Regions from separate parts of the Homo sapiens genome. Here region 1 is linked to region 2. A link is a loop called in an ENCODE intact Hi-C map of the cell type or tissue named here. Cell type or tissue: ovary. All regions are shown on one strand. Links, peaks and the distances in the headings refer to the core of each region. The heading gives the core; the rest is flanking DNA.

Region 1 (16,776 bases), core at 4,416-12,415, 200 kb after region 2:
GAAATATTTTAAAAATATTTAAAAATTAAATGAATCCAATTAAACCAAATGTCTCAGAGGACCTTGTTATTTAAAATGCTGTTTGGCAGTCACAAATCACTGCCTGGCTGAGGCAACTGTTTTAAGTAATATGATTTTGCAAAATCGTAGCTTGGACACTGTGCTGCTTATGCCTGCAAGTAATATGGGTCATATAATATGTCACATGTGAGATGATGCTCCTGTCAGAGAGATTATAAGCCTGCAGCTCTGCAAATCTGACTTTTGAAAGTGGCTTAAGTGTGTTTCCATGAATTTTGGAATGTTATCAAACACTAGCGTAGATACAACCATGAAATTAATATTCTGTATTGTGGAACTCAACAGGGTTCATAAACGAGCCCTAACTCAACCCTAAGATTTAAGAACACATGTTTTGGCTGCTTCTAACATTTACCTAACTAGGAAATAAGTGATAAATTAATTTCTCTGAACCTGTTTCCCAATCTCCACTGCAGGCAATAATACCATCCCATGAAGTTATTTAAGAGGATTAAATGAGCTTATACAGAGATAAGGAACTAAAAGCCATGCCTGGCTCACCATAAACCTCAAACAACACCAATGATCCCTATTCACAATAGAGAGGTGCTATGAGAGATGGAAATTTTCCAAATTAAAACAAGCATTTAAACCCACTGGGAGAAAAATGCAGTTATTGGGAGGGAAAAAGAGACATGTCTAAGTCTGCCCTTAAACTTCTGGCTTCAAGCAACCTAATCTTTTTGTTGCTAGCCAAAAAATAGAATCAGAACTGCTGGTTTCCAGATACTAGAGGAAGAAGGTAGCTGTAGGGGTCTAAGATGGGGAAGGGGTCGGAGCTAACACTATTGTCCTGGTGGGGAGGCCATGGGGGAGAGTTCGTGGAGGCCAAATGAAAGGAAGCAAACTCTGACTCAACATAATGGATACATGTTACCTTGGAAGAAGTCATCTCTAGATAGTCATTATTACATATATTTCACTGAGCTTCTATAAAAATTGAGACAATCTCTATAAACCATTACCAAAATGCTATTATTAGTAGTACTGTTATTTCTTATTTATCCTCCAGTACCGAAACCCCTCACTATTTATTTATTTATTCATTCATTCATTTTTTAGAGATCTGAATCTCACTCTGTCACCCAGGCTGGAGTGCAGTAATTATAGCTTACTGCAACCTTGAACTCCTGGGCTCAACTGAGCCTCCCGCCTCAGCCTCCCAAATAGCTGAGATTACATGTGTAAGACACTGTGCCTGGCCCTCACTATATTTGTTGATGGTCAGCACCTGTTTTTTTTCTCCTTACCTATCCTGGAACCCAATCTGTCATTTTATAGAAACAGCCTCCAACACTCTGGATCCTCTACCACCATGACCTAAACATTGGTTGCTGACATGGAGTGGAGGCCATGAGAATTAAACTGCATTTCTATGTTGTCAAACAAGACATCAACATTTCTGCAATGATGCTGAAGCTAATATTGGTTGACAGTAACAGCTTTGGACTCAGATGGCCCTGGGTTCAAATCCTAACTCTGGTATTTGACAGTAACATAGCTTTAGACAACTTAGTATCTCTCGGCCTCAGTTTGCTCATTTATCAAATTGGGCTCTACTATCTACTGTGCAAAACATCTTGCATGCGCTCTTCCAGATATTGCTTTATACTTCACCCTGTTTGGTGCTCCTCAAGGCATCAAAAGGCTTCCTTGTCATCTGGCTTCCATATGGAGTTATACCTGGAGATCAGCTCACATACTGGTTCGGATTTTTTTTTTTTTTTTTTGAGGCAGGAACTCACTATGTTGCCCAGGCTGGCCTCAAACTCCTGGGCTGAAGCAATCCTCCCACCTCAATCTCCCAAGTAGCTGGGATTTGACGCATGCACAACCATGCCTGGCTTGCTTCAGACTTCTTCAAACAAAGCTCTAATGTTACTACTGTGCACAAAGATGCCCATGGAATAATGTCTAAATGTATAGCCTGTAATTGAACAGAATCTGACTCCTGATCTAACAGGAGTCTCACCTTTATCTCCTCTTGTTCCTCCTGATGTACCCTCATGCTGAGGAAACCAGATAACTCATTCACTATTTCCTGCCAATATTCATGCAATTTCTTACCTTCATGCTTCTGCTTCTGCTATTCCCTACCAGGACCTGACTGTACATAATGAAATTCTACCCATTGCTCAAGGCCTAGCTCCAATGCCTCGAAAATATCCTCCCTGGCTCCCAAACTTAGGAATTGGTCTCTTGCAAGAATTCCTATACCACTGCATGTGTATCTTTCTTTCTGCACTTTATCACTTCCTGCTTATATTGTAATTATATGTTTCATCTTCCATGCCTTTTGTAAGGTCTGTGGAGGATGTCAGTGTTTTACTCATCCTGTGGCTCCCCACCATACCTGCCCATAGAGGCTGCTCAGTAAACACTTCCTGCATGATGTATGTGGATTCTGTTGGTGGGTGAAGATCATCAGGTAGTTGAAAGAATGATGCAAGCTGGCATTATGAATTTACATACTGCACTTTTTCACAAGAACTTCTTTGCTGGGGGTGGTTCTTAGCTTTATGACTAAATGTTGCATTTCTGTACTGTACTGCTCAGGTGGGGTAGGGAGGAGAATCAGTAAATTCATCTTTAATCTCTCTTCTGGATCATTGCTACTTATAGTTCATGACAAAACATTGTCTAAAAAGACTCACTAGGGGTAACCCTGCATGAATGTTGATATTCCAGAACAGATGGCAGGCTCTGGGGGAGGGGAAAGTGTGAAGGGAAAGTGTAAAAGGAAATTTTCACTCTCTGCCTGCCAGGCAGAATAAATAGAACACATTCTCTACACGGATGTCTTCTAATTCTGTCTTAACATTAGAATGCACCACGATGAATTAACAATTAAGGTTGACTCAGCCAAGCTGTATTGAACTTGCACTGTGTCCCAGCACTGCCATGTGTTTGGGGAGGCACCAAGGACTTAAGGCAGGGTCTCTGGTCCTAATTTATTTCTCAAGTTTATGTAGGAGGCAAGATCTAAACACTACCATCAAAATGAGGAGACATATGGATGGCTGCATCACTGCTCCAAAGCCCTTCAAGAGTCTAATGTATTTTAATATAATTTGAGGTCACAATATTGTGAGCCAGATCCTCCATGCCTGAGTTACTCTCTGGGAAGAAGAAATATGGTTCATTTCATGGAGCTGGGGCTAAAAAATTGCTTACCATAGGCTTGTAAGTGGGGCCAAACGTTGGATCTCTTCTGAAGCAAGCTTTGGTGACTAGCTGCTTTCCTAACTCCAGATCGGCCTTTACCTCTGTCCTTCACCTTGTAAACTCAAACTGGCACTGCTGGTTGTGGCCATTTGGGGGAAGTGCCCAGAAGAGTCGTGGATCTTGTGGATAGACTTCAGAGGCACAGGCGGCCTGCTGTGGCTGCTGCTGGCAAGAGAGAAGTGCAGGTTGGGTTACCAAACACCCAGCAAGGGGAGTACACGTCCTCCTTTGCCCTGAGCTTCCTTTTAACTAGTGTTTAAAATTAGATCACATAGCCTAGGACTAGGAAATTATGAAATGACATTTCACATTTTTTAGTGTCACTTAATCTACTGGTAACCAATTCTTGCTGTCCTTGTTTGTTTTCCCAGCAACCTATGTCATTGGGTGGTTAAAAGGATGTGATAAAGTAGATGAATGTGCTTAGTAGAGTGAGAGTACATAGCATGCAAAAATATTAAGTATTACACATAACATGTATCACTTGCTCTGTGCCTCAGCCTATCAACTTCCTAAGAGTGGGATCCATATTTGAATCCCTTTTAATTAAAATCTAACACAAGCATAAACAAATTCTTCACTTCTATTAAGTCTTTAATATTCTCATATAATATGTCATTAAAAGGTAATTTTTAATATTAACTGCTGTAAATTATTCTTCTTCCTTTTTTATGCCCACAAATTTATTGTAAATATTTCTAAATCTGGCACCAGTTGGTGGAGAGGGGACCCTCCATCTCTCTACCAGCAGGGCTCACCAGCTTAGGGATGCATTCAGAGTGGCTCAGGGAGGGCCTTGGTGTCCCTCACATGTGAGGACTTTTTGTCATGCATGAACGAACATCAGCTCTTGCAGCTGCTCTAATGGCCCTGTCCAAAGGAAAGCCATTTTAAAAATAGAATTGAAGGGAACAAATGGTTTGCCTGATAGACTATTTTGAGGTGCAGGAGATTGGAGGATTCAAAAATGAAAGTATGTTATCAAGTGGGATAGAAACATAAAATTTGGAGAAGTTTTGGGGTGTGATGTTTACCAAAAGGCCATGACAATTGTATGCATTTAATTTAATCTCTAAAGGTGACACCCAGCCATGAATTGGGTAAATGTAAACCCGTCATAATAAGCCTTAGAAGCAAAGGTGAGAAATACCAATAGCGTGTTCTCAACACTAGATTACACATATAGCAAAGTCCTCGGTACCTTAGAGACACAATTTTAAGTTTTCAGAATAAACCACAGGCCTTTAAAATAGTGTCAGGAGTCTTCAATTTTTCCAACTCTTCTGGGGACATTTACCTCCCGGGGACTCTTGGTATTACCACGGTAAAAACTGAGCATTAGCCCAATGCATAATGCCAGCCTGGACTTGATCCATGAGCTCACAGCCTAAGGCCTTACTTAGGAGTTTCTATCTTTTCTGTGGGCTTTCAATCTTCCCTTCTCTCAGTAAATTGGAGATAACCTAAACGAGCAGTAAGTAAGTCAAACAGCAGAATCAAATACGTACCATTTGAGTGGACTGACATTATATGTGGAAGCCCCTAGCACCATGTCAAGAATCAGTTAATTTTTTTTAGTGTATATTCTTACATAGGATATTTAATAATTATGGATGTAATTATACTGTATATAGTTTTACCTTTTGCTTTTTCCTTATTTTACAAGTATATTCTCCCATATTACATCCATCACATCTTTTAAAATGCTTTGTCACAAAATCTGCTTAATTTTAAAATGTAAATAACATAGAAGTATGTAAACTAGCTGAGTAGTGTCTTGCCTATAATCCCAGCTACTCAAGAGGCTGAGGCAGGAGGATCCCTTAAGCCCAGGAGTTCAAGACCAGCCTGAAAAATATAGCGAGACCTTGGTATCTAATAAAATAGAAAAAAATTAGCGGGGTATGGTGATGCATGCCTGTAATCCCAGCTACTCCAGAAGCTAAGGCAGGAGCATCCCTTGAACCCAGGAGTTCAAGGCTGTAGCGAGCTATGATCATGCCACTGCACTTCAGCCTGGATGAAGAGTGAGACCCAGTATCTTAAAATTTAAAAAGTGTGTAAAGTGAAAAGTGAAAGCTTCTTTCCTTTCTATATTCAACACTTAAGAAGCATGACTTTTGTGTATATTCTTCCAGGGCTTTTTATCAATGGGAGTGTGCGTGCATGTGTGTAAGCATGTTTATGTATAGAATAGTTTTTTCTTTACATAAATAGAATCAATATAAGCATAAGATTTGGCAATTTGCTTTTTTTTTCGCGTAATAATGTGCGTTGTCATATTTAGAAAATAAAAATACAGGATACCTGGTTAAATCTGGATTTCAAGTAACTAATGTTTTTTAGTGTAAATATGTCCCAAATATTGCATGAGACATACTCATATAAAAAATGATTTGTTGTTTATCTGAAGTTCAAATATAACTGGGTGTCCTGTCTTACGTACTTCAAACAAGTTTTTATATCTGCACATCTTGACCTACCTGTTTGCTCAAGCCGCAGAACACTCCATGTGCCCGAATGTTGCCAGCTGATAGCTCTTGGTAGTAGAACTAAAGGCAACTTCATCTTCTTATTTTTTCTCACTTGACTCTGTCCAAAATTTATCATTGCAAGTGCCTCATAAAGAGATTAGATCCTTCTAAATGGCAGGCACCTTTGTCTGTGGAGTAACCTGATTTTCTCAGGAAGCCTGGGAGTGGGAACTAGAACATTAGCTTACTCTCCTTTCTAGAGGGAGAAGACTCCCTGGGGCAATCAAAAAGGAAGTGGGCAAGGAGACCAGCCCTGCACCTCATAGGAGCCCAAGCTTTGGTGATTTCCTCGAAAATCTTCCAAGTCATCCTTTGGTGTCTGATTGATGGGTTGGCAGAGACTTCTGGGTGGGCTGCACTGAGGCCAGACCAGGAGGTGCATGAGGCCCCAGGCTCTTTCCTCTGGGCCCTGGTCTCTGTTTCTCTTCTTTGGGGGCACTCTCTGACTGTCTCTCCCACACTCTACACCTGTGGGGTTGACTAGATGCTCTGAGGAGCTCAGAGGACTGTGCTTACAGAGTCTCCAGGGTCGCTGGGACCAGGCCCCAGTTCCAGGAGGGAGGCTTGGAAAGTGGATCATCCTTGCTGTCCAGCACAGTATTTCCTTTGTGGAATTGCATGAGATTGAGCAGCCAATATGAGGTTGACACACTGATTTTGATTGACTCAAATTGTTTACAGAGATAGGACCATGGCAAAAAACATTTGCTGCTCTTCCACCCATCCCAGGGGCAGCTCAAAAGAAAACAAGTGAGAGGAAGGAGACAGGAATGAGAAAGCTGGGAAACAAAAGTTGCAAGTTGATATAGGCCCTAAGGGAAACCAAGAAATCCAGCTGAGAAGGATTTTGGAGAATGTCTAATAATAATAATACAATAAATGATAGCTGATACTTTACACAGTGTCCTTAATATGGCCAGGCACCTAAGAACTGTACATCACTAACCTGTTTAATCCTCACAATCCTAGATAAGAGCTATGACCACCTCAGTTTACAAAAGAAAGAGAGAGAAATAGGGGAGTGAGGAAAGGTGGGAGAGAAGAAGGAAGAAAAAAATGAAGGAAGGAAGGAGGAAGGGAGGGAAGAAGGGAGAGGAGAACTGAGGCCCAAGGAAAATATATAATTTGACACAAGATCACATAGTGGCAAGGGAGTGGTAAAGCTTGGTCCATGGAGTTAACTCCAGAATCTATGGCCCATACACTAGGCTAGATGTATCTATGTGGATTTTTAAGTTGTTGACTGTGTGGTATGTAATGTGACCACTTCATATTGTCTCAGCTTTCCAGTGAATGCAAATGTAACTCATGAATGATTTCTTAAAATTTTGCTTCGCTTAGAAACTAGTAGAGAAGCTGCTTATTCTTTAGATCTATAAGTGAGGGAGCAGGAATGCCTGGGTAACAATGAATATATGACAATAAGACCTTTAGGAGTCCAAAGAAATCTATGGGAAGGTGTATATATTCATCAGGATACCAAGAGGAAAAGTTGACACCCTCAGAGGGTTTAACCAAGAAGTGTTTAATGAAGAAGATGGAGGTAGGGTGGGGCATTAAGGGAAACAGTGAGGGAAGGTGAAGCATCCAGCAAATAGCAATAGAGAGAAGCCTTTACAATCCTAGCCCTTGAGGGGTAAGGGGCAATAACTGTGTTACCTAAGTCCATAGAGAGCTTGGAATCTTGGAAGCGAGGCTGCCTTCCAAGAGCCATGACTGCAGAATGTGCTTCTGCTGGAGCCATGGCAAGGCAGTGAGGAAGTACAGGAAATAAATATCTCTTCCTGTTTCCCTGTCCAGCATCTGATACCCTGCAGGTGCTTCCATTAGCCAAACCCAACTCAGAAGCCAGAAGGCAAAGGAGCTCAACTGATGCAACCTGCAAAGTCATCCTCTGGGTGCAGAGCAAGGCAGGGAAGGATGGAGAATGAAAAGCAACCAGCACCAGAATTGGGACTTCCATAAGCTCTGAAAGTGGAGGTTCTAGGAAATTTCCCCATGTTTGCAAGTGGGGAGATCTCAGTTGATACCTGAGTTATATTTCCCTTGTGATATTTCTACAATAAAAAACTGTGTGTGTGTGTGTGTGTGTGTGTGTGTGTGTGTGTGTGTGTTTTATTTGTGCATTGGAAAGACAGTAGTTTGGGTTCCAGCTTAAGTGTTATTTAGGTTGGGCTTCAGATGTTCCTAGATTTCACCAAAAGTCCAGATGTATCCTAGAGAGACAGGCAGAACACTTGAAGGGATGTACATGGTCTCTCCAGAAGCCTGTGCCATCCTCAGGCCGCCCCACGACTGAGAACACCTCCTGTGGCTGCCCTAGTCAGCGTGCTGACCCCAGGGAGTGGCTAGGGCTATTCGGCTTCCCGAGGCCACGGCCAGGCACCGGTCGCCTCTCTGGTGTCTGTCTCACCGTCTCTTGACCAGGCCCACTGTCAAAGCAGCTCATCCCACCCTGATGCCAATGATACTGATGAGCGTGGGATCCACAGACTTTTTCTAAGTACAGCCAAAGTGTTCTCCAGAATGCTGTGCAGCTCTTATCAGGAAGACAACTTTATAATTCATTCTTTTTTTAAAGTTATATAATGTAGTTTATCATCTTGACATGCCATGTGAGTAACGCATGATTCTCATCTAACTGGTTGTTTTTGGTGAAATCTTCACTGGAAATAGTGTTGTTACATTTCACTAATCTTAACAAGAGAGAGAGAGATTTGGAGTTGCAGGGAATGTTTGTTTTCACAATAAATTCCTCCTACACAGGCTCTCATTTATGATCCAGAAAGTCCAACAAGATTTAATTGTTTGGACTTTAAGTAATATGATACAAAACCACAATTTCCACCTCTTGGAGTAGGGTCAATATTATATTGATCACAATAAATGTGAACTGCCATCTCGTGGTTTTCTATCTACTCTGTAAACCTGAAAACTGGAATCAGGGAAATAGTTAACCATTTTTAGGAAGCAAACTATCATTAAAGCCACAGCAAGTCACTGGCAAGAATTTACTTTACCAGAAAAGGTCAGGTGTGTGTTGACTGTCCTGTCACTGGAGGCAGAGATGATTATTTTTTCCTTGAGGACAGTAAAGTGAATGAGGGTGAAGTGCTGATGTGACCTGAGTTGGGCAGGCTCAATCCAGACTCCAGTGGCCGTCTTGGAGTCTCATGGCTTTGCTGAGGCCTCCTTGTACCTTCTGGTATTACTTTCATTAATTAATTAATGCAAGTGAGTGTTCCATGTGGTTCTGATCTTAGCTTCTGCTCAATATGGAGGCAATCCATAATGTAGCCAATACCATGTTCCATGACTTCCTGCTGCAATATGATGCTGTACTGCAATCTATGAAATTGTCTTTGAAACACGTGACATGTCATTTCAGTCTTACCTTTTCTCAGAGAAGGGATGTTGGCCCTTTATGCTGGGGAGTTCTTGCCTTCAAAACAAATTCCTTTGTTTCCCAGTGTTCCTTATCATCATTGCTTTGGTTCTGTGGTTATTTTAAGGCCACTGTTGTCTGAACGCTTTTCAGTGAACTAACCAAGCCTCACATCTCCCAGGCCCAGAGACCTCCCAGAAAACAGAGGGCTGAGTGTAGAACAGGCTGGAGAAACCAGAAAACAGGATGAAAGGACCAGATGTCCTGAAAATGCCATTCCGCTAAAAACAGCCACATGAAGGATAAATTCCAGCAAACATATATTTCAATGCATTGCTGAACTTCCAAGGTATTAAGGCAATCCCTAAGGACAACAAATTTCAGATAAAAAACAAATCAGAAGCTAGCATGGAAGCCAGGGCTGTCCTGAGAGCCGATGCAAGGCTGGCCTGTTGGGCTATAGTGCATGTTTCCTGCCTTTGAGTCATCTCAATGTCTATCAACAGAAAAGTGTCAGTAAAATATAGAAATCTCATTGGCTTATACACAGTTTCCCCTCCAGAAAGTGACTGCTTTGTGCTGCATGCATTAGCAATTTCCACTGGCACAGCTATGGAGGAACACCATAGTGTACATGAAATGCATTCAACCCCAAATTTACACTCTGAGCTCAGTCTGGTTGTTTGTTCTGTCTAAAAATCCTAACTGCATGAGTCTCCTTAATCTTTGTGCAAAATAAAACCAGAGCATCCACCTCTGGTACCAATGCATTTCACACAGAGCCTGCACCTGCTCTCCACTGGCAACCTCTGAGAATGTCCCTGTCCTCTCTCCTTGCACTGTAGACTCAGCCTTTCTTATCCACAAGTCCTTCTTATCTTCTTCCATCAAGCTACTTACACCTTTGCTTCAGTTAAAGCCCTGTATTTACTGTAGTATTTATTTGCTGGGCATATAATATGTGGTTCTAATTGCTAATATTTTTGTAAGACTTAGAATTTTACTAATTCCCAGCGTATGGAGTTGTGTTGATTGAATTGCCTGTCTCTTCCCCCAACTCCCCTCCCCCCGCCCCCATAAGCCATTTTTTTTCATGTATGAGTAAAACAACAGAATATAAGGTGTTTATTTTTGGGAATATACGTGTATTTCAAGTTTGGGTGAAAACACTGGCCCAGAATTAGAACAATGGGGATTAAGGACCATGGGGAGGGGAACGGGAAGGGTAAGCCTTGGGTCTACACAAAATGGAGGAGGAGCTAAACCTGAAACCCCCTCCACCCCCTACCCCACAAACAGGTTATTTGCAGAGGTCACAGTCTCAGTAAAAAGGCTGGGGAAAATCTGCCTTCAGCTAAAGCCACCAAAAGAGAAAACTATTCATAGAAAAAAATGATGTTAACAATAATAATAATTTCCTCCCTAAGAATCTATAATTGTAGGTATGCTCTTTCAAGGACGTGGGATTCTACTTCACAGCACCAACTCAGTCAGGGATACGGCCACATCTGGAGTGGAAATGACCCCAAGAGAGTGGCACCCGTGGTACACATGTTTATCCTCCCTGGAGAGAAGTATCTTCAATCAAGGTCCCACAGGTTACCAAAATATGAGCTTATAATGAAAAGATTCCAAAATGCTTTAAGAAACATGTTATCATGAGTGAGACTTATTAATAGTAGCAGAAATCACAAAAAGCGGTTCTAGATCCCCACAGAATTTCAGATATTGAAATTATCAGATACAGAACACAGAATGATTATCTACAAACACATACTTACAGAGGTGTTACATATTTTTACATATCAACTTTTAAAATAGCAATTTTCCAACTAAAAATATGAAACCAAAATACTGGATAATAATAGTATGCCAACTGGAAGTGATTTGAGTTAAAGCATTTTAAGATCTGTGAAGTGTTTGGAAGCAGAATCATGTATATTTGATTTTACTAAGAGCTTCCCTAAATTACACACAACATTTTAAAGGTAAACATTAAAGGAATAAAAATACAGTGTGTAATGTACAAAGAGTAGGTGAAAAAATATCCAGAAGACATCAGGGAGAAAAAAAGAAGCAAAAGCATAGCAAATAGAGGTTGTACAACATGGCAGAAAGAAATAGAAATTTATCAGTAGTCACAATAAATATATACAGTGTTTTTGAAAATCTCCCCAAAGTCTCACGCCTGTAATCCCAGCACTTTGGGAGGCCGAGCCAGGTGGATCATGAGGTCAGGAGTTCGAGACCACCCTGGCTAACATGATGAAACCCCGTCTTTACTAAAAATACAAAAAATTAGCTGGGCGTGGTGGCGGGCACCTGTAGTCCCAGCTACTCAGGAGGCTGAGGCAGGAGAATGGCGTGAATCCAGGAGGCGGAGCTTGCAGTGAGCTGAGATTGCACCACTGCACTCCAGCCTGGGCGACAAAGTGAGACTCTGTCTCAAAAAAAAAAAAAAAAAAAAATTCCCCCCCATAGTGTTTCTAATTGTGAAAGTACCTCCCCTAGGTGTATGTGGCCTTGAACAGGCCCTGAGGATGATGGCAGGGTGGCTTCCTCCCAGGCCCTGGTCTGTCACCAGGCAGGCACTAGGGGCCAGCCGTCACCTTAGGGAGTCTGGCCAGCCAGTGGTGGCAGAACTCATCTTGCTGGCAGAGCACCATGGCATATGTTTCTCTATGATAGTGCCTCTTAGGATGTTTGTTTCTTAGGCCGCATTGAATGTGAAAAAGGAAACATTCTCCTGAGGGAGATAAGGAAGGCTGAAGCATGGAATTTTTGTTTCCAAGGAGGAAATGACCCAGAGGGGTGTGGAGCAGCTCCCAGAACACCCAAGGGATAAGAATCCTTCAAAACCTGGGAATGAATGTCACACTCAAGCAGAGCATAGAGAGAAACTGAGGGACGGTAAATCTTTACAAAGTGGAAGAAATGAAATGGTGGCTATCCAGAAAGTCAGGAAAAAGGAGAAAAATTCCAAAATAATTTTTGTTAAAATTTAAATATACTAAAGAAAAAGAAGAAAAGAGATGCAATATTCTGAAGAAGCCACAAGTTTCTGAGCCTATAGAAAAATATTTCCAGAGCTTTTACATAGATTTTCAGAAAGCAATGCTTTCTGGTGCTTTTTCCTTTAACCTGTACTTAAGATAATGCTTCTAATAAAATGGAAGAGGACAGCCTATGCAAATGTAAAGCAGAAATGAGAAGTACAGTTCATCTCATTTTAATGAATTCACTCTGGTTCCCAGAGATTTAAGCCATAACCATGTATATCCCCAAAACAACCTGAAATACCTGATAGAGCACAGAGCTATCACCATCTGGTAGAATATATTTGGTCTTGTTCTGTTCTCCAATAAATGTAATTAACTTTTGTATTTTCAGTGCTTCACACATTTGTAAATTTCTTCTTTTTTGAGCTCAAAGCTCAAATCCAAAGCCATACTTTAAACACCGCAAACTGGCTTTGCCTGTTGCCATTTCCACCAAATAAATAGCTGTTGGAGCTCACAGCAACTCAACCCTGTGGTTGGTTTCTTGAGAAAAGGGTTCAGTAACTATCCACCATCTGGTCACCATTGGACTAATCAAGAGTCCTTCCATTTTAAGGCAAGAAGTTCAACTCAAGCTGGCTTATGTCCAAAATCTAAATTTATTAATATTTGCTTCTGTAACTGGGAAGTCCAGCTGTAGAGCTGGACTCGAAGACTCCAAGCACTCAAGCAATGTGTGGTGGGACAAAACTGAGTCATAAAGCAAGGTTTTGCTTTGCTGACCCCTTCCCCTCACACCATTGATTGAGAGATACCCCTTCCCTAGGGAAGACTAGATTAGTATAGGAGGAATGCAAAGAGAAAAAAATGCTATTTACCTTTTCAATTTCTAAACATATTTCAAAATCTTCTAACAGAGATTTCAAAAGGCAGAGCTTTAGATTTGCTGAAGCAGCGATTTTGGAAAGAAGAAAAGCTTTTGAGAATTGAAAGAGCTAAACCCTGAAAGAATAAGGGGATAGAGCAAATGCCTTAAACAACATATTGGAAAGCAAATTAGGGTCTTCTAGATTTGGAGTTGGAAGGGGGATAGAAGGGGCATGATCAGGAAGGATGCTGGTGATCCTATGAAGGGAACAGTGTGCCTGGAGGGGCCTTCCCAAGAAGAGGAGTCAGCAGCGGGAGACAGCATTGCAAGATTTTAAACTAGCCGCCAGAAGCACTGATGACTTGAAATAAAGAGAAGGGTATTCAGGAAAAAGTCAAAACAGAAATGTAGAGGGGCAATAAGAGCATGTAAGCTGTTCTTACCAAACTAGTAAATGGGAGCTTTGAGTTTGGGGGATGTGCCAATTACAGGGTCAGGAGAAAAAGTCCCATCCAATAGGTAACCTTGCCTTAGACAGCTGGGATGCCCAAAGGGCCATACCCCTTGCAGGACCCGCTGGATAACATAGGGGGCCCAGGGCAAAATAAAAATGTGGGCTACTTGGTAAGACGATATTAAGATTTTCAAGATGCTGTCATCAAGATTATTAAACCAAGTAAAAGGCTGTTCTGGACACATTGTCTTGACCAATCCCTTATGAAAGAGTGGACTAGATGTAAGCCTGAGTCCCATCAACTCTAGCAGAATCTTTCTAAGCATCCATAACCCAGCCTTCATGTGGATTTGCAGCCTAAATTCATATTATCTGGGTCATCCAAAAATACCTCCAGCCAAGTATTTAGTATAAAGGATACCTGGGTTGAGAGTGCTACAAGGAGCCAGACAGAAGCAAAGGCAGTTTTCTTTGTTGGAATTAGCTTCAGTGCAAAGTCTAAATCAGTCCCTCCATATAAAGTTTCAAGAAAAAAACCATTTCCTCATGAGAAATCATAAGTTACCCAACGAAGAAAGACACTATGAATAAGAACTAACAGAAATAAGTACATAACTTTAAAAAAGACCCACAAAGCATTTTCTACTATTGCCATTATCAGACACACAATATTAAAAGGTAGTTTAATGTTTTAAAAAATTAAGGTCCTAGGTTGTGTGCGGTGGCTCATGCCTGTAATCCCCGCACTTTAGGAGGCTGAGGCGGGTGGATCACTTGAGGTCAGGAGCTTGAGACCAGCCTGGCCAACATGGTGAAACTCCATAAAAACACAAAAATTAGCCAGGCATGTTGGTGCATGCCAATAATCCCAGTTACTCAGGACGCTGAGGCAGGAGAATCACTTGAATGGTGGAGGCGGAGGTCGCAGTGAGCTGAGATCGTGCCCCTGTACTACAGCCTGGTTGACAGAGAGAGACTTGGTCTCAAAAAACAAACAAATAAAACAAAAACAAAAACAAAACAAAACAACAAAAAATTAAGGTTCTAGTGTGACACTGTGCTATAATTTTACAACACATTTTATAGTTTCATTACCACCATGCGAAACTGGGTAAATGGCACATGGGAGCTCTCTGCATTATTCCTTACAACTGCGTGTGAGTCTATAATTATCTCGAAATTAAAAGCTTAATTTAAAAAAATGAAGGAAAAACTGAAAAACCTGAATAATGAATAGGATTATAAAGAAGCTGAACATCTAAGTTTGAAAAAGAAGCAAATACAACCACAAGAAATGAAAAAAAAAAAAAAAAAAGAAAAAAATTCTGCAGGCTGAAGAATTAGTGAACCACAGTGTTCTGAAGAAATTTTCCAGAATGCAGTAAAGAGAGAAAAAGAGATGGAAAACCTGATAGAGAGATTAAGACAAAGTAAGTAGACCTAACAGACATCCAGTTAGCGTTCTTGATGAAGAGGAGACAGTGAAGATGGGGAAGAAAAAATACCTGAAGAGATGATGGCTAGTTTTTCACAGTTGGCGAAGGACACTAATCCACACAAAACATGTCATAATGAAAAAGTAGCCAGGGTGAAAGAGGATTACCCTCAAAGGGAAAAAACTAGGCTGCTGACTTTTTGACAGCGTCTTTAAAACCTTCCCACACATAGTGAAAACCTTTCAATGATTTTCTGTCAGTTTCTGGATAGAGGCAAGAACAGCATAGCCTACAATTCTGTGCCTAGCCTTTTTCGGGGCCACTGTCCCTGCAGCGGTCTGAGCTCCATGGCTTTCTTTCAGTTTCTTGTATACTGCTGTCTTTCCTCATGGCTGGGGACTTCAGACAGGATGTTCTCTTTGCCTGAAATATTTTCTACTTTTCCCCTCCTTTAATCTAGTTAGCTACCACTCGTCCTTCAGGACTCTGATAAAATGTCCCTTTCCTGGAAAGCATAGTGAAAATTTGTTAGTTTCTGTGTTTGTTTGCTTTCCTGCCCAACATCTGACCTCCACGTCCTACTTAAGGGGACTCTTATAAATTATATCCTTTGACTGATAAGGTTTGAAACTTAATATTCAGAATAGCTATTAAAAGGTATTCAACATATGCAATAGGACCACATACAAGTAAAACGTACTTTTCTTATGTATTTCAGTGAAATGTCTCGTTACTTAATAAGTAATAAGAAAACATAGTATTTTTCTTATGTGAAGTATTTTATCTTCACATCTTCTAAATTCCAATATAAATTCAGTTGAAGTACTTCCACAAACACCTTTATAAAGCTGCATGGCCACTTTTAAGAAAATAGATAAAAAAGTCTGTCTTCCTTGACAGGTGCAAAGGGTGAAAGGCACCCCGTCCATAAGAGTGAGCTAGGGTCATATTGTTTCTCAGTGGTGAAGTACTGTAGTCAACTCTTTCTCTGAACTTCAAAGCAAGCTGACTTTGTCTTTAACCACATATGGGTTTGGCTCAAGGACAAAGAAGATCTTTGTTTATGGGACTCTGGGAGCATTCAGTAATTTTTCAGGTGGAGGGTGACCTGCAGAATTGTTCATTTAAATGACATGCCTTATCAGAAGCCAGAAAGAAGACTTCCTCATGAAATGCTCTTCAACCTCTGCACTTTCCTAAGATGTTTATTGAAAAGGCTCTTTGTAGAAAAATAGTTTGAGAGTGACTTCTAAAAGGTAGTTTTTAAAGTAATAAATATTGATTTTTTTAATCCAAAGAGGTATAAAAACAAGCCAAAACATGGACCACGATCCCCCCATCCACTTAACCCACTTATAAATTTAATCTTTACAGAACTGTACAAAACCAATAGGATTAGCTGCAACCTCATTCCCTTCTTATCCCCAACATTCCATTATAAAAAAGCAAATATCCTAAAATACTATCTATTTATAAAGTACATATTTTTGTACAAAAGTAATTATGCTATCCAGCACTTTGCTATTTGTGCTTAATATATACAAAAAGGAATTTAACCCTGGGTAGTTCTAACTGTATGAATCATTGCTTTACAATAAAACAGAATAAAAACTATAGGGCAGTTAGAATGATGCTTTTAGCCCAGCCTAAAAAACTCAGAGGGATGTAGCATCATCAGATAACTTTTTGGACTACCTTTGTGACCAAAAAAAAAAGGCTTTGGCTACTGTCACGGATCAGGCTACAGGTTTTACAGGTAGACTTGAATTCAAGCTGTAGAATTGACAAGTTAGG
Region 2 (8,000 bases), core at 1-8,000:
AAATTCATACACTGACGCCTAATGCCCATTGTGACAGTATTAGAAAGTAGGGCCTTTGGGAGGCAATTGGGAGGACCTCCTTTGGGAGGTCATGAAGGCCCTACCCTCATAACTGGTATTACGAAGAGACATCTGAAGAGCTAGTTAGCTCCTTCCACCATGTAAGAACACAGCAAGAAGGCACCATGTATGAACCAGAGAGCAAAAGCTCTCACCACACACCGAAACTGCCGGTGACTTGATCGTGAACTTCCCAGCCTCCAGAACTGTGAGCAATACATTCCTGTTGTTTATAAGCCACCCACTGTAAGGTATTTTTGTTACAGCAGCCCAAACAAACCAAGACACTAGATAAGACTTCTGGCATACTTTTAGCCCTAACTTGATCCATTCAGTTTTGTTAGAATCACCTGAAATTTAAAGAATAATTTGGCTGAGAAGATAATTCTGTGGTTGTTAATTCTTTACCTCTCGAGATTCTGAAAACTTCTTTCCATCTAGCATTTAATGTTGCAAATGAAAAGTAATATCAGTTGATTTTCCCCCCTTTTCATGTCTCCTAATTTTTTCTCCTGTCCGGACAGTTAATTTTCTCTTTGAGATTAATAAATGCCTACATTTGAGTTAAATATTTGTCTCATCCTTAAGGAAGACTTATTAAGGAAAAATTCTATTATTTCTTTGATTATTGTATATCTTTCCTATATAAACTATTCTCCTCTTCTAAATTATTACACAAACATTGAATTTTCCAGAGCTTTCCATGCTTCAGGATTTCCATAATTTCCATTTCTTCACCATCCTGCTGGGATTAATCTTCATTTGGTCTTTTAAATCACTACCTTGGATATTCAACATCTGCTCTACTGGTGAGAATACTCACCATTAAATAAGCACAATCTATAATACTTGTTTTATGGATGTGACTGAACCTCTCTAGAATTTGTCTGAGGCCACTAATTAGAATTCCTTTAAGAACTCTTTCCAAAGCTGAGCATGGTGGTTTGTGTCTGTAATTCCAGCTACCTGGAAGGCTGAGGCAGCAGGAGGACGATCATTTCAGCCCAGGAGTTCGAGACCAGCCTGAGCAACATAGTGAGACCCTGTCTCTAAAAAAGGTTTAAAAGTATTTTTTAAAAAATAGTAATTCTTTCCAGTTGCTTTTTTTTTTCAAGAGATGGGATCTGGCAATGTTGTCGGGGCTGCACTAGAATTCCTGGATTCAAGCAATCCTCCTGCCTCAGCCTCCTGAGGAGCAGAGATTATAGATTTGCGCTGGGCCCAGCTTACTTCCTTGAAGTAACTAAGTTTGACTTTACAGAGTATGCCCTTGCAAGACCAGTAGGCCCTTCTCTTTAAGGCTGTTAATTGTTCTCAATTTTCTGTTGCCTTCCAAGCATCTATTCTTATTTATAAGCAAAGGCTTAGACTGGTAGCTTACATGGAATCTCTCTTAGATGGATTTGGTCTCCCCAGTAGGTAGGCATGAGGGCAATGTGGGCCCACAGAGTTCTGTGGGTGACCTTTGGTCTGGGTGTGAGGAGCAGGCAGGGATGGGCTGACAGCCAGATTTCCTTCAGGGGGTGTGGGGATGAGCACAGTCTGGCAAACCCCTCATGGAGGAAGGAGATGCCCCAGGGGCAGATGCTGGAGCTAAGCAGTTTCATTCTTGCTTCCATGTTTGCTGTGACAGGGCTACCCTACTTCTCCATTCTCTGGCCCCGAAACCCTCAACCAGGAACCCCTGCGGCAGGGCCCTCTCTATTTAGCAGTTTTTCCCAGCCACTCTCTGCCAAGAGGAACCCTGGCCCAGAAACCAAAGGCGTTCACCTCCTCAGCTACTGCTCCACAACCCACAGCTCTGCTCCCTCATCACCTGGAGTTGTTTTGCTGGCAAACTCCTCCCAGAAAGCTTGTTTTTTGGTCTTTTGGGGGGCAGATTAACTCCAATTTGTTTTTCTGAGAGTTCAATCCCATCCGAATTCTTCAGAAATATCTCAAGTTCAGTTCTACTGAGGAGACTTTTACCGGCATTCCAGCAGTTACACTTTCCCTCCCCATCCTAATTTAACATTGTAATCAACCTGGGATTTTGTGGTGGATGAAATCAATGTGTAGGACTACTTCTAGCCATCAATCATCTTGAATGGAAAGCGTCTAGAAATTAAGCTTAGGTTTAAAAGAAAATAAAGAATAGGGCTGATGGAGAAACATTTTATTGCAAAGGGTAAACAATTTCAAATGAAATTAGGTGGGAAATAAATAGCATATATAAATAAATATATCTACAGATAGATCTATACCCATCACCATAAAGAAACATATCCTTACCTTTGACAGTGGAATGAGAAAATCCAATTTGTAGGAAAGGATCACTCTGGTGAGCAGTACCACAAACACCACATAGGCAGAGTTCTCAAAGTCTGTTAATTGCACCTAGACAAGCAGAAGCCCAGAGAAGTTATGAACCAACTACACAAACATGCTCTTCCCTGACCCAGGCCCTTCCTCAGATCATGTCATTCCCAAGCCATCTCCTAATTCCCCATCTGGGTCTGGAAGCCCTTTGCCCACATCTATTCTCAGAAATCAACCCTCCTTAACTTGGACTGACTTGCTACCATGCACATACTTAATTTTTATTTTATATATAAGAGCCTTCTCATAGCAGCATCAGAAGGGTGATGAACAGCTGGCGAAAGAGTACTTTTGAGTCAGTTCTTGCTGATGCATGTGTCTTACCTCCATGGGTCGAAATTCTACTCTCCATCCAATGTCTGAGTTTGGAGGAGGGGGCTTAAATCTCATTGTCTGCCAATTTGTGGACTGAATATTCTGTGATACAAAAGCAGAGAAGAAAACCAACTTTTCACACATCCAGGAAAATATTAAGATGATCTGGTATTTAATTAAGGAAGAAGACTGCTCACTGTCCATACCAAATTTCAATTGACAAAGACAAAAAGGTACAATTGAAGATTTTCTTCGAGTGTGCTCTTTTAGGAAAACAAAACAGCCAAGTGTTTAACAAAAGCTATGAGGCCCTATCACTGCAAGCTTAATCTCACCCAGCTCCTACTCCCTATCTCCCAGCTACAGAGCAGCATCTGAAGAGCCACGGGGCCCCCACCTTCATCCCTGAGAATTTTAGGAGCCAGCCTGCCTTTCCAGGTGACACTGGACACTTTCATCTGAGAACCCTGTCACATGACAGTTGTTTCCTTTCTTCCTCCTCTCCTGGGAATGCTGCTGCTTCGATGACCCAAGAGCCTAAGAAGGGTAGCTGTTTCTCAATACACTGAGAGAGAGTTCTTTCTCCGTCCTGACCATCTTGGGACCCGATGGCAAGACTGGAAGGATTTATATCTCCTTTTGTGAGTTTGGTGGGGGAAAGAAAGGGGATATAGATGGTATTTCAAAAGGTATATATGTCAATGTCTACATATAACATGACACAGAAATAAATCTATGAGAAGTCTATCTACAAAAAAAAAAGGTGATATGTCTGAAGCACTGAAATAACTGATCAGGTTATTTTTTGTGCAGTGTATGTTTGAATTTTTCACCACTAGGCAAATAAGAAAATACTGAACAATAAAAAAAAAAATTAGAATCAGTGAGATAAACAGTAAGAATCGTAAAATAAGAGTACTTGAAACCGATTTTTTATTTGTCCAAGTTCTTTACTGCACTGGGTAAATGAAAGTCTTATGAAATTTCTTTTGTGTTCTCCACAGGTACAGAAAACTGCCTCCCCATGTTGGTTTGTGAAGTGAAATGCATATAAAACAGAGGATTCCAGACTCTCAGAAGTCAATACATAAATAAATAAAAATAAAACTGAGAAGATACCTCAAAATGGTCAGACTCATTAGCATCATCCAGGTGTATTTTCTCTTCAAACAGTGTCAGTGGGTCTCTAATAAAGAGATGAGCAACATGCTGGGCCAGGAGATGATCAATGCCTGCAAAAAGAGATCACATGGGAACTCACTGCAAAGCGAGAGATACCACTTCCTCTTAGTCCAGAAAGACGACAGGATAGCTCAGGAAGTTTGAAGAAAGGGTGTCTAGAAGCTTGAAATAGCTGGTTTGATTAGTATCCTCACCTCACCCAGTATTTTATCCTGCGGACACTGCGGGAGTGTCAGCGTTTTATTCACTACTTACACAATGCCTGCTGGGGCACTGGTGTGGACCTAGACACAGACCTCCAAAGTAAGCTCCTTTTGCTAAAAATCAAGAAAATCTCACAAGTATTTGGAACCTGAAACTTTAGGAACAAGTAGCCTCATGAGAGAAGTTAAAGACTTTGCACTAAAAATAGAAACCAGACCAGGAGTCAGCAAAAAAGTGTAAAAGAGCTTTGAAGAACTAAAGGCGTACATTCAAACCCAGAAAGATGGAGTAGAAACCCACCTTCCTGCAACAGCTGTTCGTAGATCTCTTTATCTATCGTCAAGTCGATGTCATTATATTTCTCACCACACTTAGATAAATAGCTGTCTATTGAGTCATATCGGGATTTACTGATCCTATAGTTATTGTTCTTCAATGGCTAAAGATTAAAAATATATATAAATGAATATGCTATATAAAATGAGTGGAATATATTTTTATATATGATAATTATATAAAAACCTCAACATAAGATACAGAAAAAAAGTTAGTGAGCCCTAAAAAGTATTATTAAGGAAAATTATGTTTTTTAAAATCTGAAGGCAATTTAAATACCCTTTTTTTCTGGTATGATTTAAATATACTTTTATCTTTTAAAAGCAGATCACTTTCATTCTTATTAAGCTAGGGAAAATAAATACTAAGGTTAAAAGCAAATAAATAAATAAATCTATAACGTAAGATAAACCTATCAAAATAATTATCCTTTAAAGTTTATTTCTACTTAGAAAGCATGTTCAACAATTTATGAACAATTACATGAAGACCAGAGCAGTAGTAGTATAGCCCTGGTTGAGAATATCAAAACCACTTATGAGGGCTCCTTTAAAAACACCCTTGTTCGGGTCCCATCCTAGAGATTCTTATTTAGTAGGTCTAGGATAGGGTCTGGGTGTCTATTTTCAAAGATTTCCATGGGTGGTTCTGATGCACACCCCTTGTTGGAGAGATGCAAGGGTTACTTTACAGTTCAACATGCAAACAAGAGGTGCCATCTCACCCTTATTAGTCAATGCCTAACCTTTTACATGGAAAAAGAATCTCTGACAACAAATTATACTTTCCACAGCAGAAAGCACCATATACAAAACACTCATGTGGCACCAAAAAGCCTTTTGGTAAAAACAGCCATCAGCACTTCCAAAATATAGAAAAATCGGACTACTAATTTTAAATGAAGCTAAAACAAATACAGACATCAACATACGATAAAAATTAACTCCCCACCTAGACCAAATCTTTTTCCCCATTTCAGATAAAAATTGCAGGGAGACATCCTGAAATTGCAAGTAGTTACAAAAGATCCATTTTACCTGCTTGACTTAAAAGGGCTATTAAGGAAAAACAATTCCCACCTCCAGTCCTCGCTCCTCCCGAGTTCTATCATCTACAGATGCAGAAATCACTCCCCAGCGACAATCAATGTCTGACACATAGCCTCGGTAAAAGGGAGATGCAGCACTCAAAGCCATCTAAAAACAAACAAAAGTCAGCTCCTGCAAATTCAAAGTGTCACTTACATGCTAAAAAAAGCTCCATGCAGTTATATTTCTGATCAAAAAGCATGTTTATGCAACCCATACAGAGCACATGTACCTGTGCCTATCTTACAGTGAAATATACCAGGAAGAATCCAGTTCCTTGGGTTTGATTCACTTAAATCATCCTCTCTCTAATGTGAGGACATGAAGTATGGGGGAGGGAAAATGGCCACATTCAAACTTCACATTTAACAAATCAATGTTGTACTAGCAAGAGTAAACTTCTACAGTGTAGACTCTCAGTTCATTATACCTAAACCTACATACTATTTATATTAGTCCATCTCTGACTGAGGTCTTAACTGGACTTAAATAGCACACTGTCAGTAAATTCTGCACATGCTATCTTATTTCATACGAAGTAGTATTTAAAATAAGAGGTAATTTCTACTTACAACAATTGGACAGATAGTAGCCAACTGATCATAAAGGTATCTGGCCTCAGATATACTGCAGGCTTGGAATGTCACCTGTTTAAGAATTGCAAAGTTATTAACACCAAGGAATCATTAGCATGCTCCCCAAGCAGTGAAGTCAGAGAAGGAAGGTGCTGGGCAGAGAGGGGCAAGTTAACAACGCTTCATTAATGGCAACATTTAACGCAAGAGTTTTGTTTAAAAGTTGTCTTAGGTGAATTTAACTAGAAAATGGTATTTAATTATGTTCCACTGCCTATAGACAACTAATATAAATAACCAAGGTCCTAAGTGAAATAAGATTAAATAGTCAAAAAAGAAAAATAAGACACAGACATACGATGATGTTTAGCAAAGCATTTTCTCTTCTACTGGCTTGTTGCCTTCCTATCCCTTCAGTCAGTGAGGGATGCAAAAGGGATTTGGACATGTTAACTATTGTTTTCTTTCTTTCTTCCTTTTATTTTTTTGAGATGGAGTCTCACTCTGTCGCCCAGGCTGGGGTGCAGTGGCGCGCTCTCGGCTCACTGAAAGCTCCACCTCCTGGGTTCACGCCATTCTTCCGCCTCAGCCTCCCGAGTAGCTGGGACTACAGGTGCCCACCACCACGACTGGCTAATTTTGTTTTTGTATTTTTAGTAGAGATGGGGTTTCACCGTGTTAGCCAGGATGGTCTCGATCTCCTGACCTCATGATCTGCTTGCCTCGGCCTCCCAAAATGCTGGGATTACAGGCGTGAGCCACCGCGTCCGGCCAACTATTGTTTTCAAACTTCACTGGTGGCAGTATGGTGAAGAGCTTGGAAGGGGGAAAGACTAGAAAGACAGGGAAGCAGTTAAAATACTGCACCTGTCAAGGAAAAGGCTGAGGAAAGATGTGGGGAGAGTGATACTAAAGTCAAAGTAGCAGGCACTGGTGACCAAGGGGAGACTGAGAGTAGGGGATGGCTTAGGTTTTGGCTTGGGTGTTCAGAGGTTAGAGATAAAGAGGTGTCATGACATGATGGACTTACGAGGCCAAGAGAACAGACAGAAAAAGAGGCCCTCTAAGTGGCTAGGTCTTCAGGGCTGGTGCCCAGAAGAAAAACCCGAGTTGTAGAAAGACCTGGGGAGTAGGCTCAGAGAATGTCCTGAAGATGGGGAGATCACCCAGGAAGCCTGCACAAGGATGGTAGGTAGGACACTTAAGAGTTAGGCAGAGAAAAGATCATATAACTTGGTGAGCATAAATTCTTTGTTACCCAACAGAAACCAAAAAAAAAAAAACCTGCTTTTTTTTCCAAGACGGTAGAAGGGGCAAGGAACACAAATTGTGTTTGTTAGCACATTTGTAATAACTGCAAGTTGGGAACAGTTTTAATCTCCTCTGTTGTTATTCAATAATGACAGTTTGAATTTCATGTTGTTATTCATTAATGACAGCTTGAATTTAGTGTTGGTACACGACATAATTTCAGTGTTTAAGACTTGAAATAACAGCAGCTAAGTGAATATTTTACTGTTATAATCTCAACCTGTTAGTTCCAATGGTTTTAGCTAGATCTCAACTTTGTTTTCCACAGCAATGTCTATTGGAGACTCAAGTTTGCCTGCTCAATTATAACCACATTTCATGTCAATGTGGAGACTGTATTAACTAGTCATTACTAATTTAATAATTAATTCAACACAGAGAAAAGCTGTGTCATAGGCATCAAAGAATAAGAGTTTCAAAGGTTAAAGTAGACACAAATTGATAAGGGTTGGCAATTAAGTCACTGATAACCAAACCAAGGGCAGTTTCTGCAAAGAGGTGGGAACTTGGAAATCGCTTTGCATATGGCATGAAATTACATGAGCAGTGAGGAAATGGGAGCTGGTACCCA

Evidence for each region. Peaks named below come from ENCODE experiments on the same cell type or tissue, not always from the same donor. Only the 100,000 strongest peaks of a DNase experiment are listed, where the experiment ranks them.
Region 1: it touches region 2 in a loop (4-fold over the local background); 5 of 110 quality-filtered maps call a loop at or near these places.

Annotation. Positions count from the first base shown.
Region 1 is chr6:53,699,096-53,715,871 of GRCh38, forward strand. No RefSeq gene overlaps it. Among named protein-coding and RNA genes, the nearest start is that of KLHL31, 42 kb to the left of the region's middle. In ovary, for the core only: no CTCF peak of the experiment used is centred there; no DNase peak of the experiment used is centred there.
Region 2 is chr6:53,503,061-53,511,060 of GRCh38, forward strand. It overlaps GCLC (glutamate-cysteine ligase catalytic subunit), which reads right to left. Exons shown (of 16, transcript NM_001498.4): 7 at 6,116-6,190; 8 at 5,535-5,651; 9 at 4,420-4,558; 10 at 3,853-3,965; 11 at 2,743-2,835; 12 at 2,332-2,436. It overlaps GCLC-AS1 (GCLC antisense RNA 1), which reads left to right. Exons shown (of 5, transcript NR_183318.1): 4 at 3,094-3,374; 5 at 3,738-3,851. Among named protein-coding and RNA genes, the nearest start is that of GCLC, 38 kb to the right of the region's middle. In ovary, for the core only: no CTCF peak of the experiment used is centred there; no DNase peak of the experiment used is centred there.